2 separate regions of the Homo sapiens genome follow, and region 2 is linked to region 1. The links are chromatin loops, found by intact Hi-C in ENCODE. Cell type or tissue: mammary epithelial cell. All regions are shown on one strand. Each heading gives the region's core, and the rest is flanking DNA. Links, peaks and the distances in the headings are about the cores only.

Region 1 (6,101 bases), core at 647-5,646:
TAAGTGTGCACATCACCACAACTGGCTAATTTTTTGTATTTTAGTAGAGATGCGGTTTCGCCATGTTGCCCAGGCTGGTCTCAAACTCCTGGGCTGAAGCGATCCACCCACCACCTCAGCCTCCCAATTACAGGTGTGAGACACTGAGCCTGGCCAACTTTTTTTAAAGGGATTAATTTTACCTTTTGTAAAATGTAGGAAATATATATAGTAACATATAGCACATATGCACTTACCCATATACATATTTTTGAACCTTACTGCAAACTGGCCTAAATCAATTTGACTGTTTAGTTTTTAGATTCCTTTTTAAAATTGTGGTGGCCTCCAGCAAGTAAAAGTAGATGGTAACTATTTGCTTTTCAACCAGGTTGTACACTACAACAAAAGCAAATTCCAAGTCAAATTCTGCCACGTATAAAATATCCATGGGAAAGAAGCCACGAAAATTATCATACAACCTGCTGCTGTAAATTTGGTGATGTTTCCTCTTGTCATTTCAGGAACTCCAAAGCACTGCATCAGAGACAATCTACCACATCTAGTTATTTTTCTTCCTGTGCACACTACTGAACGACATTTCCCAGAAACCGTATAGTTGGGTTAGGGCAACATGACCATATTCTGATTTGGCACAGAAAAATCTCTCACAAGACTTCTTTTTCTTTACCTCCCACCCTGGAGGTCCATTTTAAAGATGGTGGTATTATAAGATGGTGGGATTAAAGACAGAATGACTTGAGTCTTCAAGTCACCCTTTGGAGGAAGACAGCTGAGGTGGGCTTCCTAGAAAGGAACATCCACTTTGGACTTAGACTAAGTCCAAAAAATAAATTTTGTGTCAAGCCACCCAGATTTGGATTTATTACAATAGGTAATGCTAATTACCCTAATTAATACAAGCAACTGCTTGTATCTGCTGAGAGAGATACATCAATATTCTAATGGAAAAATCAACAAACCATCTTGCCGGGTGGGGCCAGGCAAATGAGTCTACTGTTGTGTGAGGGAAACACAGAAATGAATGGAGCTCTAGCTGTATTCAGCCACTCGAAAGTAGCTTGATTTCTGGAGTTGCTGGATTCTTACTCTTTGTCCACGTAAAAATAGAGGGACATGAATAATCTTTCTAGTTAATCACATATTTTCACCAATAAAAACATTGCATCTAACATCATTTATGCTAATTAATGAACCCTCTAGCGTGAATATCTGATAACATCATTCTAAGTATATTTGCTGCCACTTGGAACGTCATAGTAAAGTTCTTCAAATAATCACTAATCAGTCTGGATTCCTGCCTAAGACAGAGGTGAAGTTCCAAATATCTAACCACTGGCATGGCACAATCACCAAGAGATGAAAATAGCTGTAAATTCTTATGCCAGAGCGGTGCCTTCTAGCCTGGATTACTTCAAGTGTTAACTAAGCTCCCCCAGGGTAGAGATTAAAGTAATTCGTAGAGTCACTGTTTATATTGAAGTACTTAAAAAATAAATTACAGACAATATAACAGGTGCCTAATTCACAGCCATCACCCATTTTTTTATTTATCTGCTCACTCAAGAATTACAAGCAAAGGATCATGGGATCTATTCCTAACTGAAAGATTAGATCAATCAAATTAGCCATCTGTCTGTGGAAGGCTTTAAACTCAGGTTGTATTTAAGTATTATGTTTCCAAGTGCCCAGATGTTACAGAAAAGTGCCTGCTGATACAACTCGTTTTGCACAATGTAAGCCACTAAATGGCTAATATAAACTTATTGCAGCAAGAAAAATAAATAGCATTAACATTGCATTAAATCTGATTTGGGATTTTGGGTGCCCTGTCAGCAAACACAAGTGTTAAAATTTAAATTGCTCAAGACTTGCAGAGTCAGACAAGAAAGAATTGTCAAGTGTCTTTAGATAAGGGGGATACTGGAAATGAGATCAAAGCACTGGGATGTATATCCTTGCTCGGTGTGGTTGGTGAAAGTAATAATAATTACTATGACTATTGTTAGATCATATCCTCTCCTTAGGTAGCACTTCAGCTCTTTCAAAGCACTAGCCTGCTTTGGATAAGTGGGGGCTCTTTCCAGCTGAGGAAACATCAATAGGAAATGGACTGAGTGAGCCCGGTCTATTTTTCCATGTCCCTAGCAGTGATTCCTGATTTACTCCAATCAACTTATCAGTGAGCAAAACCTGGACCATTTCTGAGCTCTCTGGCTTTATGGAGACTTTCACTGACTCCCAGTAACATATCAGTTTGGATAATTCTGTTTTAGGAACAGCTGCTGCCCTACCACATCCTGCAAAACTTCCCCCAAGACAATTACCAGGCAAAAATCATCCTCATTTTCCAAACCAAAAATCAAGGCATGTGGTTGACCAGGGAGTCTTTCTAATTTGTTAATTCATTTGTCTGAAAAATGTTACAATTCAATACAAGTTACATCACATGTAACCATACCTTAATACCTATAGAAAAGAATAAAAGTACATAAAATCATAAATGTCTATGTTTATTACTTCTGATGCCTGGAAATATAGAAATTCTTTCAGGTTTTTCTTCCTTGTCCAGATTAAACAATCCCAATTTCTTAAATATTGCCTTCACATGTCAGTCTTTAATCCTTTTTAATGCCCTGCTACATGCATTACTGTATTGGATCTTCCCTGGAACATTTTATGGTAGGGTCTTTCTTTATCCTATTTTTACAGATCAGTAAACTGAGGATTATGGAGCATATATAACTGACCCACTGTCACCATGTAGCTGTAAAGTGTCAGAACTTGAACCCCAATGTGTGGAATATCAAAATATGTGCTCTTACCCAAGCCTTCCTGCTCCACCAGGAGAAACCAGCCTTGAAGGCTGAAAGAATAAGCTTGGGATTGGGGGTGAGGGAGGTAAGGGGGGAAAATGTTGGTTATATAGAGAACAGCGTGGCTTTTTGTTAACGCCATTGCAAGGTTTCCCTCTTTCACCGGTCAGCTTAGAGTCTAAGGACAGGGTTGTTCTGGTTAAATACAGATGCCCAGAGCAACATGTTGTCGTCAGCAGTCACAGCTGGGCGTGGAGGTATGAAGCAGTGAAGATCAGCATAACACAGAGTACCTGGGTCGAGGTACCAGGGAGAGGGAGGCAGTGGGAGAGTCCAAACTCTCTTTTGGCATGTCTCAAAGTGTGCATCAAGTCATCTGAGGTTCTTGTTTAAAAAGGCAGGTGCCTGGATTGCACTCTAAAAATTCAGATCCACTTAGTGCAGGAATTACTGCTGAGGGCGGAGACCCGCGCAGAGCCAGCTCTGGAATGTGCGCCCTCTGCTGGCAGAAATTTTATTTGACTCATCTAAGCCACTGCATGAGAACCCATGAGGGGTTCTGCAAGGAAGCAAAAGTACCCCCGCTCATTTCAGGAGGCTGAAGCTACACCCTGGGGTCCTTCCTCGAAGGCGAGGTCCACAATCAGTGAAATCAAAGATGAGTTTGGGGGATTTCCTCTAAAGGCTGCCATATCTCCTCACCTTTTCCCTTTTTCGATAACTGAAATAGCAGGTGCATCTCTAAGATGTGCAGCTTGACATGCAAAAACAAAGGCAAGGCACACGGGCCTTGAGCAACTCAAAAGATTTTCTGCTGCAATCAAGACATCACATCATTCAGTCAGCTGGGAAACACTACAGTCCGGCCTGCCAGGGTGTGAGGCAGGAGAACACGAGGTAGCCACAGGATAGCCCTGGGCAAGCTGGAGTCCCACCTCAGCCTCGGATGCTGAGTCTCAGTCTTCCAGAAATCTAGCCAAAATTACTAGACCACTTTTGGGCTGTAGTAAGCCATAAACAGATGGACTACTATTCCCCAAAGAATGCTAAGGTTATTAAAGCCCTCGGCTCTGGGTAAGAAGAACAAAAAGCACCACTCAGCTCCTTTCTGGCCAAGCCACTCTTCCCTGAGAAAGAATTCGGAAAAACAAGTCTTGCCTCACATTAAACTACACTTACTCCTGACCTTGACTCCTCTGTCTCTTTACCTCTCACAGAGAATTAATGGAAAGAGTGAGACTAACAAAGAGAGATGGAGTCAAAGAGAGAAGTGCTTCCTTATGAAGATTAGATAAGATGTTGAAACCAATAGGAGGGGAAGCACAGTGATGGAGTGAAGAATCAGAGGAAAACATTTCTGTCTGCCTGAATTGCGTGGGGCGCTAGGAGTTGGGTGCTGGGGATGAGTGTGCTAGGTCCCTAGCACCTAGCTTCTAGTGCCCCACGGCTTTTGTGAGCTAAAGATTTCCCTGATAAATGAGACAGCCTGAATCAGCACTGGGATATGGAGTACAGTGGACTGGAAAGGGGACAGGAAGGAACATACAGATGAGAGATCTCCCCCAATTGCCATGCTTTGGGAAGAGGGCTTGGATGAGAGCTATAAGTGAGGAACTAACCAGTCTCTTGTGAATTCCAGGTAGATCAAGGTGGCACTGGGGAAGTAGACCAGGATGACCCCTGATCCCTGGCCACTGCCCCTTAGCCATTCAGCCTCACACTAGCAGCAGCAGAATGCCTCTAGAGGTGCATGTATCTCTACCAGCAACCAACAAGATGTATTGCCCACAAGCTAACCCTTCTCTTCCAGCCTTTTGTTTTTGCTTCCTGACTTTCCTTACATCTTTATTTTAGTTTGATTATACCACTAGAGAAATACTGACAAAGTGGAAAGAAAAAGATGAGAGAGCTGCATCGTGCTAAGGATGATTATGGACACCCAGATACTCCAGGGAAAACCTTGAACTCTGAACGCTGACTTGACCTTCTTCGACTGACCCTGGGACCTCAGGCAAACTGGACAGGCAGGAGGAAAGGCAGGACCCATGTGCAGTTCTCCAGCCCCCCTAGTGCCAGAGAGTTAATAAATGTCAGGAGACTTGTCTAAATAAACAAAGAGCAACCCCAGGCTCTAAGCCTGGGAGCACCGGTCTTTAACCCCAGGAATCCTTCCCAGACATGCCACGGCTGTCAGCCCTAAGTCTGACTTCACTGACAGAACCTTGTAGAGAGACAAACGATCTATACCCTATCTACTGCATAGGAATGAGGAGGTCTTAATGGCACAGCCACTGTAGCTTGAGAGCTACAGCAAGCCTTCCAAGCTGGAGATCCCTTTGCCTCTGATGTACCACCTCCCACCACCAAGCATAAGAGTGCTTAGAAAATAAAGCCAAGATATCCATACAAAAGCAAATAAACCTTGACTTATATCTCACACCTCATACAAAATTAACTCAAAATGAATTATAGACCTAAATGTAAAACCTAAAAAACTTCTGCAATAAAACATAGGGAAACATCTTTGCAGCCACGGGTTAAGCTTTCAAAAAAACAGCACGAGCCATTTAAGAAAATGATAAATTAGACTTTATCAAAATGTAAATCTTCTACATTTTGAAAGACACCATTAAGAAAATAAAAAGACAAGCCACATACTAGAAGCCGAGATTTACAAAACACAGATCTCATAAAGGACTTGCATCCAGAACATACAAAAAACACTCAAAATTCAATCATAAGAAAATAAACATCCCAATGTTTTTTGTTTCTTTTTTTTGAGACAGAGTCTTCCTCTGTCACCCAGGGTGGAGTGCAGTGGTGCGATCTTGGCTCATGGTAACCTCCCTCTCTGAGGGTAAAGTGATTCTCGTGCCTCAGCCTCCCAAGTAGCTGAGACTACAGGCACGCGCCACCAAGCCCGGCTAATTTTTGTATTTTTTGTAGAGCTGGGGTTTTGCCATGTTGGCCAGGCTGGTCTCAAACGCCTGGCTTCAAGTGATCTGCCCACCTTGGCCTTCCAAAGTGCTGGGATTACAGGCATGGGCCACCATGCCCGGCAAACATCCCAAGTTTTAAAAATCAGCCAAACATTTAAACAAAGATTTCACCAAAGAAAAGATGGCAAATAAATAAATTTTTTAAATGTTCAATATAATTAGTCATTAGAGAAATGCAAACTAAAACTGTGATGACATACTATTACATGCTTATTAGAATAGAATCACTAAAACAAAACCAAAAAAAAACTCTACCAAGTGTTGTAGAGGATTAGGAGCAGCTAGA
Region 2 (5,735 bases), core at 294-5,293, 81 kb before region 1:
AGCTTTGGCAAAAGTGGTGTGTCCCCAAAGCTACAGCACTAAATAGTAATTGGGAGCCTGGGTCTGATCGGTGGGAAGCAGCAGCCCATTGTAGTGGAAAGGGCACTGGCATTGTAGTCAACCAGCCCTGGGCTTGAATCCTGATTCTGCCACTTATTGTTAGCTGTGTCGCTGATATTAAATTCATTAAGCCTCAGTTTCTTCCTCTGTAAAACAGGCATGACATATAACCATCTTGCATGATTGTAACATTTGAGATACTGTGTGTAAAGCAGCCAGTATGGAAGATGTGCTCAGGAAATGAGTGGTCATGATATTGTCTTGGGCATGTGGGAACCTTCCTCTTCTCTGCTTACCTAGGCTCCCTGACTACTCCAAAGGCCAAGCCCTCCCTTTGACACCTTCCCTGACCATGCAGGTCTGGTGATCTTACCCTAATGAAAATTGTGCCACTACTTTAACACATTTACATTGTATTTATTAAAAACTGTTACTATTTCTCTTATGGGATTATAAGCAACTTGAAAGCAGGGACCATGTCTTATACTTTCTTCACAAGCTCTTTTGCAGATGTTTGAACGTCCATTGTTTCTAAGAAGAATTAAGGGCATCCCTACAATTTTTTAAAGCATTCAACAAATAATTAATGAATACTTAATACAGTAGTTCTCAAACCCTGATTACACATTAGAATCACTCGGTGATCTAAACGACTGAGGCCCGAACTCCACTCCAGACCACTTAAATCAGAATCTACAGGGGACAGAACCAGGAGTCTATTTGTTTAAAGCCCTCCAGGTGATTCTAATGTGCAGCCAGGTTTGTGAACTGCTGTTCCAGAGCTTGGCTCATCTCTCAGGCCCTGAACTGCCCCATCTGTTCCCCCTCCTCTCATTGTCCTGATCCCCCTAGATCCAGTATCTACCAGATCCTTCTGTATTTACTATGCTCAAGACTCACACACCTTAAAAACAGTAATTCCCTACCATACCTGCACCCCTAGCTCCTCTCCTTAGAGGCAACCTCCTTGAAGTTCTCTTTGCTGCCTCACCTCCTATTTACTCCTGAACTTACGCCCACCTGGCCACTCTCACTACAAACCTATTGAGATGTTCTTACCAAGGCACCGTAACAACTTTGTAATGAATCCAGTGAGTGCATCTCAGTCTTTAATGACTCTCTGCAGCTTTCAATACCATTGTCCACCCTTGCTTCTTCAATCTCTTGGCTCCGTTGAAAATCATGACTCTGCTCTTCCATGGTCACCTTCTACTTCTCGTGTTCCTCCTTTCCAATACCCTCCATCCACCCCCCTTTCTCTGCTACGTCTAAGGATTGGTCTTTCCCAGGATTTCGCCCTGTCACCATCTTCTCTTCTCCCTCGTAGTCTTGCTTGGGTAAACTCATCTCCCACTCCCTTAGCTTCTGGCACCACCTTCAGGGTGACACCTCGTGACTCTGCACCTCTAGCTCTGGCCTGCCTCCTGGTCTCCAGGCATGGATTTGTGAGGGCCTCTTGAACATCTACCCAGTGACTACCAAGCACCCCAAGTGTAACATAACCAAAGCTCAATGAATCATTCCTCCTCCTACTGCCAAAACCAAACCAAAACATAGCTTCACTGCTTGCCTTCTCTCTCTCTCTCTCTCTCTCATTACCCAAGGCCAGAATTCTTGATGCTTTCCTCTATGAGTTCACTCTACACCCCTCACCACCATCTCATCAGTTACCTATGCAGCAGATTCCACCTCTTTCATATCACTTGAATGTGTTTCTGTCATTTCATCCTTACAGCCCTTGAAGACCAAGTCCTCATAAATATGACAATGGGCTCTGATTCCCCTGCCACCAATGCTGCACTGCCTGTACCTCCAGTCTGGACTCCACAGTGCTATACTACTTATCTTTCTAAATATGCAATCTGATCACGTACTTCACACTTTAAAACCCCTTAGAAGAGCGTGTTTTTGTCCCCCTGTTTATCCTTCCAGCATCATCCCGTACCGTGTCCCCTCCTTACATTCTACATTCCAGTCATACTTAAGAACTTGGCAGGGCTCAAATTTATGCCATTCAATGCCTCTGGGCCTTTGAACCTGCTGCTCCCTCTACATGAAATGTCCTTCTCCCTACTCCTGCCTGGCTCACCCCTACTCATTCTTCATGACTCAGATCAGCTGAGACGTTACCTCATTTCTCTGGCCCCGCCCCAGTCTGGTTAGGTGCCCCTCCTCTAGGCTGCCCTGGTGTCCTTGGTGCACCCCAATCTGAGCAATGCTCACCTTGTATTTTAATTATCAGTTGATTTGTCACCTTGTCCCCACCCACTTGAAGCCAGTAAGCAAGTTCTTATTCCCCTGGCATCCCAAAGCTTAGCATAGTATTACCAGACATCTAGCAAATGCTCAAGCAATGCTTCTTGATGAATGAATAAATGAACTAATGAATGATTAAAGAAAGAAATCAAGCCAAGATGTCTCATGTAAACAGATGACCTCATCAAGAAGCCAGCCGATACTACTGAGCCCTGCATCTTGACTCACAGCATCAGTACTCCTGCCCCAGGCCTTGGATTAGCACCTCCAGGGACAGGACTGACTCTCCTGCCCACCTCCCTCCAGCCACCCCACCATGCCTTTCAGACCTGTTCCCTCATCCCATTTCCACCTTGGTGCCCAAGTTACGGCCCCTTTGACTCTTTGCCTGGGTCTTCAGTCTGCCCCTCCCTCCCACCCACCTCCACTCCACCCTACATGTGGCTTCACAAGGGGCCTTTGCTGCACATGTGGACCTGCCTTCAGATCCCCTCTCCAGCTCTACTTCCTCACATCTGTGCTCCTGAGCTTCACCTTCTGTCTCCAGGTTTCACGTCAAGTTTGGTGGTTAAGAGACTGGAGGCAACAGGTGGATCCAACCCTCTGTTCTCACTCCTCTCCCGACTAACACTCCAGGCTTTCCTCAAGGAAGCAGAAACACTTTCAAACCAACACAGCACTCTCCCAGTTTTGCTTTAGGATCCTTTACTCCTGGGAAGTCATGATGCTGGATGAAGTATAGGTGGTGATATGGATTCAGACAGTATTGTAGATATCACTTAATACCAAACACAGCTACCATTAATTACCAGTGATGGGTGTTTCCTCTGTTTCATGAACAAAGGGAAAGAAGGCTATGTATAGCTTTATTTAATTCTTCCTTCAGTTCCGTGAGGTAGGTATCACTCTTATTTTCATTTACAGAGGAGAAAACCTAAGCCCTGAAAAGTTCACAATTTGCTCAAGATTTAGTCAGTGGCAAAATAGGGATTTGAGCCTTTCTCCGTTTGACACCAATGCCCAAGTTCTAATTGGCCAGTACATGTACAAAAAATATTAAATAATGTTTAAATCAACAACAAACAATATTTACCATAATCACTGGAAACTAGATTATTATTACTTTACGACCATGGAAGTTAACGTATTAGAAATTTAAATGTTACCACTGAAAACCAAGCAAAATCGTATTTGTAGTTCCATATATAGATCAAAAAATTCTGGAACTCTTTACTGGATATGGAAGATTAGTGCTACCTTCAGCTTGGGTGCATTCTGAGGGGTAGAGGGTGACCTTCCCTGAAGCTGGCTGTTTCCCGTCTGTCTCTTTTCCTGCACTGACACTCCGGAAAGTGGCATAATGGTAAAAATCAAGGGGGCTGAGTGGTCAGGGCCACAGAAACGTGTTGAATTCAGTGATTTCACCTTCACTTCCTCCCCTGACATCTCTCCTCTCAAATGGAATCCTCAATGTATTGTAACTTGTGATAACCCTTGCAATTTGTAGTAAAATACCACACAGCATAAATCTTTGTATTTCTGTCCTTAAAGGTCTTACCATCACCACTTCAGCCTGGCATCAAACTAGGGCAGATGCTGAACATGCTCTTTTCAAAGTAGAGAAACAGTCTTTTGCTTTGTTTTGTTGCCTTGTGGAAGTCTGAAGACAAGTCAAGATGTTTATCTCTCCTGCACTTCATTTCTACACAAGTTAGTGAGAAACAGAGTCGTGGGAATTGCTTTCTTGGAGTAGAGGCCAGAGTGACCTCAACAGTCTCCCCTAGGCCCTTCCTCCACCATTTTTTGGGTGAAGCTGAGTGCTTTGCTGCAAAATACCCCCTACTTGGTGTTTGCCTGGTTCTTTCTGGAATGTAAAACCCCTTTGTCTGCTCAACACCGCTGGTGGCTTTATGCGAGCAGTGAATTCACATCTATAGAAGAGAAAATCAAGGCTGGTCACTGAGCCCGGTGAGAAAGCTCAGGCGACTTTCAGGACTCTTGCCTTCTTCACAGATTGCCAGAACAATAAACTTTCATCTTACAATTGGTATCATCATTATAGTTTTCATTTATATAGCATTTTGGAATTTATAAAATCTCTGTACGCCATCATTTCCTTTAATCTTCACAACAACTCTAAGAGGTCAGTCCTATTATCTCCATTTTACAGACAATGAGACTGGATTCAGAGAGTTTCTGTAACTGCCCTTGTGGGCAACAGTTGGTCTGATTTCCCTCATGAAACACACCATGACTTTATACGGTTCTAATTATCTGACTCGTAGACACAGCATCACTAACTAGTTCTGAAATGAGCACCTGGTTTTTCAGATGTTCAACTGCCTTTTCCATTCCCTCCATTCACAGTCTGTCACCTGGATGACTCGTCTCTCAGTATCCATTCTCTCCTTTCTCATAATAGAATCCCCATATTTCAGTTGGGCCACTCAAAGACTACATTCTCAGCCTCCTTTCCAAGTGTGGTCCTATGGCTAGATTCTGTCCAATAGGTTGTGAGTGAGAATGCTGAGGCCAACTTTTGAGATATCCCTTAAAAGGAAGGAGTGTGTTTCCTTTCCTCTTTTCCTCATCTATTGGCTAGAGTGTGGATGTGGCAGCTTAAGCCATTCTGGACCATGGGCAGGAGGACACAAGGGGTTGGCAGAACAATGGGTTGGAAGGAGCCTGGCCCTCTGATCAAGTGAAGCCAACAGAAGGTGACATCCAGACAGTTCCATGGGAGGAATGTAAATGCACATCTCATTAGAAACACTGTTAATTTGAGTTTCTGGCCTGTTAGACTTATATCTATCAAATACATGACACAATATACAAAAGCAACCTGGGTTACCATGTAAGAAGAGCCCAAGAAAAGATGAGACTCTTCTTTTTTTTTTTTTTTTTGAAACAGAGTTTCACTCTTGTTGCCCAGGCTGGAGTGCAATGATGCGATCCCAGCTCACTGCAACTGCCTCCCAGGTTCAAGTGATTCTCTTGCCTCAGCCTCCTGAGTAGCTGGGATTACAAGCGTGCACCACCATGCCTGGCTAATTTTTGTATTTTTAGTAGAGATGGGGTTTCACCACATTGGCCAGGCTGGTCTCAAACTCCTGACCTCAGGTGATCTGCCCACCTCAGCCTCCCAAAGTGCTGGGATTACAGGCGTGGGCCACCGTGCCCAGCAAGACTATTCTTTACTGCATACTTTTCACTCTGCATTGACAAAATCATGTTGAATTGTTCCGAACTGAAGTCTCTGACTCTGATTTCAGACCTTGCCTTTACCTCCTTACATGATGCTGTTCTTTCTCCTCCTACTGCTAGAAATACAGATCATTTGGCTTCAGAAATAAGGCTAGAGGCTGTCCTATTCACTAGTTCAGATGAGCACAGCTGAGAGGAGGCATGAATTGAATAGA

Evidence for each region. Hi-C counts contacts between places; a loop is a spot of excess contacts. Peaks named below come from ENCODE experiments on the same cell type or tissue, not always from the same donor. Only the 100,000 strongest peaks of a DNase experiment are listed, where the experiment ranks them.
Region 2: a loop joins it to region 1, with 2.5 times the contacts of the local background. A loop is called at or near these places in 1 of 110 quality-filtered maps.

The regions. Positions count from the first base shown.
Region 1 is chr5:38,262,956-38,269,056 of GRCh38, reverse strand. All of the region lies in intron 1 of EGFLAM (EGF like, fibronectin type III and laminin G domains), which reads right to left. Among named protein-coding and RNA genes, the nearest start is that of EGFLAM, 7.4 kb to the right of the region's middle. In mammary epithelial cell, for the core only: a CTCF peak has its summit at 3,303 (motif pointing left); no DNase peak of the experiment used is centred there.
Region 2 is chr5:38,343,969-38,349,703 of GRCh38, reverse strand. The region is part of intron 3 of EGFLAM (EGF like, fibronectin type III and laminin G domains); the gene reads right to left. Among named protein-coding and RNA genes, the nearest start is that of EGFLAM-AS4, 56 kb to the right of the region's middle. In mammary epithelial cell, for the core only: no CTCF peak of the experiment used is centred there; DNase peaks (open chromatin) are centred at 2,183 and 2,513; H3K27ac peaks cover 714 bases.